Regions from separate parts of the Homo sapiens genome. Here region 2 is linked to region 1. A link is a contact called in ENCODE Hi-C or POLR2A ChIA-PET data. All regions are on one chromosome and are shown on one strand. The core of a region is the stretch at or near the end of the contact, and the rest is flanking DNA. Distances in the headings are between cores, read along the strand shown. Region 1 has its middle 12 kb from the start of GSTM4. Region 2 overlaps LINC01768 (long intergenic non-protein coding RNA 1768).

What was found. A loop is a pair of places that touch in the nucleus more often than their neighbours do. ChIA-PET counts read pairs that join two places held with the same protein, here RNA polymerase II (POLR2A). Pooled maps may share reads with other maps.
Region 2: a pooled map of ovary shows a loop between it and region 1 (2.5-fold over the local background). The contact joins two enhancer-like sites. A Hi-C loop is called at or near these places in 1 of 50 pooled maps. POLR2A ChIA-PET finds 5 or more read pairs at or near these places in 2 of 52 experiments (OCI-LY7 and activated T-cell).

What each region holds. Positions count from the first base shown.
Region 1 is chr1:109,641,889-109,645,325 of GRCh38, forward strand. No RefSeq gene overlaps it. Among named protein-coding and RNA genes, the nearest start is that of GSTM4, 12 kb to the right of the region's middle. RefSeq lists enhancers at 1,499-1,793, 2,168-3,041. Within about 2 kb of position 1,588, at least 4 of the 41 ENCODE cell types and tissues checked have a DNase peak (open chromatin) inside an H3K27ac peak, as active enhancers do.
Region 2 is chr1:109,863,689-109,867,125 of GRCh38, forward strand. The region is part of intron 4 of LINC01768 (long intergenic non-protein coding RNA 1768); the gene reads left to right. Among named protein-coding and RNA genes, the nearest start is that of LINC01768, 37 kb to the left of the region's middle. RefSeq lists an enhancer at 1,185-1,730. Within about 2 kb of position 1,801, at least 6 of the 41 ENCODE cell types and tissues checked have a DNase peak (open chromatin) inside an H3K27ac peak, as active enhancers do.

The DNA.
Region 1 (3,437 bases), core at 338-2,837:
TGGGGTTGGCATGGGCTACTAGAGGGGAGGTGGTGGGGCCAATAGAGAGGGACAGGTCTGCAGAAAGCACTTTTCTATCCAAGCTGTAGGCCTTGGGTTTCTCAGTCTCACCCACCCTATCCACATAAGCCTCAGCGCAACTTTACACCCACTAGGATGACTACAATAAGACAAGAATGGAAAATCAGTGTTGCAAGGATGTGGGGAAATTGGAACCCTCATAATTGCACGTGGAAATGTACAGTTGTGCAGCCACTATGAAAAACAGTTTGATGGTTCCCCAAAATGTTAGAATACAATTACCACATGACCCAGCAATTCCCCTCCCAGGTATATTCCCCAAAGAAGTGAAAACTGGCACTTCAAAAATATATGTACACTCTCTGGGCATGGTGGCTCATGCCTGTAATCCCAGCACTTTGGGAGGCCGAGGCAGGTGGATCACCTGAGGTCAGGAGTTCGAGACCAGCCTGACCAACATGGTGAAACCCTGTCTCTACTAAAACAATACAAAATTAGCCGGATTACATGCCTGTAATCCCAGCTACTTAGGAGGCTGAGGCAGGAGAATCGCTTGAACCCCTGAGGCGGAGGTTGCAGTGAGCCGAGATTGTGCCACTGCACTCCAGCCTGGGTGACAGAGTGAGACTCTGTCTCAAAAAATAAATAAATAAAAATTATACACACACACACACACACACACACACACACTCATGTGTACAGCAGTAATGTTCACAATAGCCGAAAGGTGAAAATAGTCCAAATGTGCATCAACAAATAAATGGATAAACAACATGTGTTATATCCATATAATGAAATATCATTCAGCCATAAAAGGGATAAAGTACTGATTCTTCCATTCAGTGGATGAACCTGGAAAACATTATGCTGAGCAATACAAGCCAGACAAGACACAAAGATCACGTGCTGTATGACTGTATTTATGTGAAATACCCAGAATAAGTAAATCTGTAGAGACATATACAGATTGGTGGTTTCCAGAGGCTGGGGAAGTGGGGTGATGGGAAGCAACTGCTTAATGGGTATGGGTGTCTTTTGGGGGTGATAAAAATATTTTGAAACTGGATAGAGGTGGTGGCTGCCCAACATTGTGAATGTACTAATTGCCACGGAATTGTTCACTCTAAAATTGTTCATTTTATATTATGTGAATTTCACTTCAATGTAAAAAAAAGAAAAAAACCAACCTCAGTGTTCTTAATAGTAAAAAGAGGCTAATAACACTACTTATTTCATGGAGAGGTGGTAAGAAATAAAATAATAGGCGCAAAGTAGCCACCATTCAGCTATTGAATAAAGGGTGGCCAATGTTCTCCGAATGCTACTTTCTGGGGTTGCACCAAGGGTGCTCCAAAACTCTTTCTTGGTCCCTGGGGAATGTGGCTTAAGTTCCTGCTCAAAGAACCGAAAAGCCCAAAGAGCTGTAGCTGCGAGGTGGCGCCTAACGGGCTGTCCCTCTACTGTGGTCAGAGCCGTGCCCCTTGCAGGTGGGTAGCGCTGAGAGCAGAGCAGCGCCCGCGGGACTGGCCTGAGGATCCCGCAGGCAGGAGGGACCCCGCGGGCCTTTCCCTACCTGGGAGGTGCACGGTTGGCCACCAGGGCGCGCTGCTGGACTCTCCCCAGAAATCGGGCGGAGGTTTAGGCCTCAGAGTCACTTAAACTTGTAACCCTACCGGTAGCCGTGGAGTCTAGTAAATGTGGGGTCGGCTGGGGTTCGCCAGTCATCCCATGCTGCTGAGGGGCAGGCATGGGGCCCGTTGGCCACAGGAGACCTCCAGGCTTCTCTCCCACTCTTCTGCCTGCACCCCCTCTCGGGTAGAGGCTGCACCTCCTGCTTGGGTTCAGCCACCTTCAAATACTGCATCAATGGCTCGTGCCTCTGCCTGCGGGGCTGGGCCAGCGCGGGAGAGGCAGGCGGAGGGTTCAGGGAGCTGGGGATCTGCGGTATGTCCTGACCCCACACACTTTGTGTGTGCCATAAAGCCACAGCCTTTCCTTCCCACCCAGCCCCGTCTGAATGAGAAAGCATCACCTCTGCTTTCTGTTTGATCCGGCAGTTCTCAGCCAGGCTGGAGGCGGCCTGGAATCCCAGATCGTCTACTGACACCCCTAGTTTCCCTCGCCGCTCCTCTGGAGGACGTCCTTAACCCCTGATGCTGCACCACAGGCAGAGCTGCCAGAACCCCACCACCACCAAGATTGCTACCTGGAGATTCCTGCTTGTCCCCCCAACCCCAGGTCAAACCCCTGCATGCATCCATGGCCCAGCTCCCGTGTTCTGGGGCCATCTTTATAACCTGCTGTGCATTCCTGCCAGATTGAACTCATTGCCTCCCCCACTTGACCTCATTCTCTCTTTGTGCACTTGCTTTCTTTTCTTTGCTTTTTCTTTGTCTTTTTTTTTTTTTTTGAGACGGAGTCTCGCTCTGTCGCCCAGGCTGGAGTGCAGTGGCGCCACCTCGGATCACTGCAAGCTCCGCCTCCCGGGTTCACGCCATTCTCCTGCCTCAGCCTCCCGAGTAGCTGGGACTACAGGCGCCCGCCACCACGCCCAGCTAATTTTTTGTATTTTTAGAGACGGGGTTTCACCGTGTTAGCCAGGATGGTCTCGATCTCCTGACCTCGTGATCCACCCGCCTCGGCCTCCCAAAGTGCTGGAATTACAGGCGTGAGCCACTGCGCCTGGCCTCTTTGTGCACTTTCTTTGTATTTAGGGAAACAGCAACAGTAAACCCCAAATGACAAAGGTCATTACAGGGACCTTTTTTGCAGCCAATGATGTTTGTGTTCCCCGGTGCACTGCTCTGAAGCTTTCCCACGCATTCGGGCTCAGGTCTCTCTCCGGCATGTCTGCTGCCTTGTTTACTCCCCGCTTAGCGTGTGTTTATAGGATCACATTACACGAAATATTCCAGCCTTGTGAAGTAGCATTTCTTGCTGATAATGAAAACAAAAGACACAAAGAATTCTAAGAAATGCCTACAGTGCTTGGCACGTGAGGGCCTCTTGGCCTAGGGCCAAGTTTGTCTACTATCAGCCCCCACGGTGTCTGGAAAGTCTTGGATTGTTGTTGGCTCTTTGGATCCTGTGGTTTCACCCTGCAGCGTTTTGTAGGCAGTGTGGTGTCCTGGGTAGACCCAGGTCTTGGGGTTGACTGGACTGGTCAGATACAACTTGGTGACTTGCTAGCTGTGTGTCCTTGGGCAAGTTACTTAATTTTCCTGAGCCTCAGTTTTCTCATCCATAAAATGAGGGAAGAAAGAAATAATTCAAAGAGATGTTTTGAGAATTTGGTGAGGAGGTATATATAGTAGACAAGTCATAGACACTCAGTAAGTATTGGCTGGGATTATTAGCAAAAGCAAATAAGCCCCTTCTTTAAAGGGAACATAGCTTTTTTCTAAACCCCACTGTCA
Region 2 (3,437 bases), core at 551-3,050, 220 kb after region 1:
AACAGAAACAAAAACAAAAAAACACACATACACAAAAGTAACATTGAAGAGTGATTTGCTATACATTATTAAGCAATATAGTGTCCAAGTGCTATTTGTGGCAATAGCAAGCAGTTTTAAGAGATGAATACATAGCTCAAGGGGGAAGTAGAATGTGATTGCTTTCTCATTTTAATATCTCTCTGGGACTGATGATTTAAAAGGACTCACATTCCTCAACTATAAGTTCTTTTCTTTCCTCATGAGCAAAACCCTCTCTCTCCCTGCTGCCTGTGCATTGTTGTAGTTTATGCAGTGTTTGGCTGAAGGAACCCAGGCTCTCTCTGATGCTGCCATCTCTATCACTGTTGAAACTAGAATTCCCCCACTCCCACCCCAGCTCCTGATGCACTGCTGCTAATGTCACAGGGTGAACCCCAAAATTAAGGTTCAGCCTGGGAGGCCATGTGAGTTCTTGGCTTTGCACAAGAGGGAATTCAAGAGCAAGCAAGCAAAGTGAAAGCAAGTTTATTAAGAAAGTAAAAGAATAAAAGGGGGGCTACTCCACAGGCAGAGCAGCCCTCATGGGCTGCTGGCTGGCTATACTTATGGTTATTTCTTGATTACATGCTAAATATGGGGTGGATTATTTATGAGTTTTCTAGGAAAGGGGTGGAGATTTCCCGGAACCAAAGGTTCCTCCTCTTTTTAGACCATATACGGTAGTGCAGTGGTTGCCATGGTATTTGTAAACTGTTGTGGTGCTGATGGGAGTGTCTTGTGGCATGCTAATGTATTATAATTAGTGTATAATGAGCAGTGAGGACCATCAGAGGTCACTTTTGTTGCCATCTTGGTTTTGGCTGGCTTCTTTACCACATCCTATTTTATCAGCAGGGGTCTCTGTGACCAGTATCTTGTAAACCAGTCCTGCCAAAGTCCTATCACACAAATAGTCCAGCTCCTGACGCGAGCTGCATTGAGTCCTCCTGCAGTGTCATGCTTAGACAAGAGTGTACCACATGTGGGCTGCTACACACAGACACCCCTCTGGTGAAGCAGCTGGGCTTTCTGGGTGTGTCAGCCTCAGCCATGCACCATGCCAGAGGACAATCAAGCCATCGTTTCACACCTCCTCTTCCACTTGGGTGGGTGCAGTGGGTGTGAGCGGTGGTTCTTGGTCATTTCAGGTGGAACCCATCCATGGATTCAGGTACGATCATTTCAGCCCATCAGAGTTACCTTTTGCCTCAAATAAGAAGGGAGTGGTTCAGATCCGTCTTCTCCCAGAAGGCTCCTTGTGCTCCTGTATACATTTGTCCAAATGCTTCAGCAACCAGCTCTTCATACCAAGAAATATAGAGAACAGCCTTTGTCAAGCCACACAGTAGGGAAAAAATGTCCAGTTATATCCTCTTCTCAGGATGATGGGTGCCTAGCTGCCCACATTTACGTAACTGAAGGAGACCATTCACACGATTGTTCTAAGAACAAAGACTTCCTCTAAGAAGATTGGCTGCCTCCTCTTGCTAGCTGGCAACTTTTAAGTGGCAGTTCATTGAGGCAGAAAGATGTAAAATTCCACTTTCTAGGCACTCCATTACAAATCTAGTTCACACTTGTACCATGAATTAATGTTGTTTGGAAGTCAGAGGTCGTTAAATTTACCCCATTTAGACATTCCTCCGTTTTGAAAACTGACAAACATTTCACACTTCCCTGGCTGTTGGCTCCTTTCCCAAATTTCTCAGAAATCACGGACAGTAGTTCTGCAATCACATCCCCGAGTTCCGAGGAGATTCCTCTAAAACCAGAACTCGAATGTGGCCAGATGCTTCCACCACCTCCTCATGGCTGCGCTCCACGTTCTTCTGGAATTTGCCTTTACACTTTCCGGTTTGAGAATTACTCTTCTTGAGGGAGAAAAACATTATGCATGAAAAAATTTGTCCCCTCCACTAAGTGTGGGGCCTGGATCTTCCCCATTGTTTTTCTTGCTTCAGATACTTTTCTAAAACAGGGTTTCTGGTTTCTGTCATTTGTTTAAGCCTCAGCTCATTTTACGTGTTAGTATTCCTGACCCCAGTCTTGTGGGCTGGTGCTGCTTTGGGCATTTGTTTTCGGCCCTCTGCCCCTTCCCACTGCTATACCTGCTCTTTGAAATTCTGAACTCACCGTGTATTTGAGGTGGTTCTTTAGATGACTGCTCTGGGCCCAGTTCGCCTTCCTTCTCAATGAGGTTATTAATTATTCCTTGGTCTGTTTGTGGAGCCCCTACTACATGTTGGGTACAGCACTAGGAACTACTGATATACCAGGGAACAAAAGCAGATATGGTGCTTGCTCTTACAAACTCAAAGAAAGGGGCACTGTTCAAATAATTACATAAATAAATATAAAATTACAGCTCAATAACTGTGAAGAGGCACATAGCGAAGAGTTTATAAGGAGCCTTTTTTCTTTCTTAAATCTAGTTAAAGATGCAAGAAAGGGATCACTGAGATCTAAAAGATGAGTGGGAAGGATTGACTGAGGTCAAAAAGGAAGGAAACAACTCAATTTAGAAATGAGCAAAAGATCTGAACAGGCACCTCACCAAAGTAGATAGATGGCAAGTAAGCATATGAGCAGGTGCCCAACATCATAGTCACTAGGAAATTAAAGATCAAGGGATTTTTAGGGTAGTGAAACAGTAAGGGTGGGTATCTATCATTATACATTTGTGTAAACCCATTGAATGTACAACACAAAGAATGAATCATAATGTAAGCTATGGCCTTTGGGTGATAATGATGCATCTACGTTGGTTCATCAGTTGTAGCAAATGTCCCACACTATTTCGGGATATTGAGGGTGGAGGAGGCTGTGTGTGTATGGGGATGGGGGTGGGGGTGGGACAGGGTATATGGGAACTCTTTGTGCTTTCCACTCAATTTTGCTATAAACCTGAAACTACTGTAAAAAAAAAAATAGCCTATTGATTTTAAAAAGGGTTGGGGTACAGACAGGGGGAAGAGAAGGAGCTTTCCAGGAAGAGACTTGCACATGCAAAAGCCCTGTGGCACAGGAAAATTTGGTGATTGGGACTAAAGGAAGGCCATTATGGGTAGAGTAAAGAGAGTAAGATGGAGCTTGATGAAGCTAGAGAAACAGGTGATGCCCAGACTCAGCAGGGTCTGGTAGGCTGTTAAAACTGTTTTTCTTTATCCTGGAGGTGCTAGAAAGCCAGTGAGTGGTTCTAAGGGTGGGAGGTAGGATAGGGATGATGGGATTGCAATCAGATTTATATTTCAAAATAATCACTGTGGGTATAGTGTGGAGGGTGGAGAATGCCTTGAACTCTAAAAGGTGCCAGAGTTGATATGGGGAGACCAGTTGGGAGCCCAGGTGAAAAATAAAGGTAGTCTGAAGGAGAGTGGATGATGCGGGAATGGGAAGAAGCAGCAAGACAAACTTAG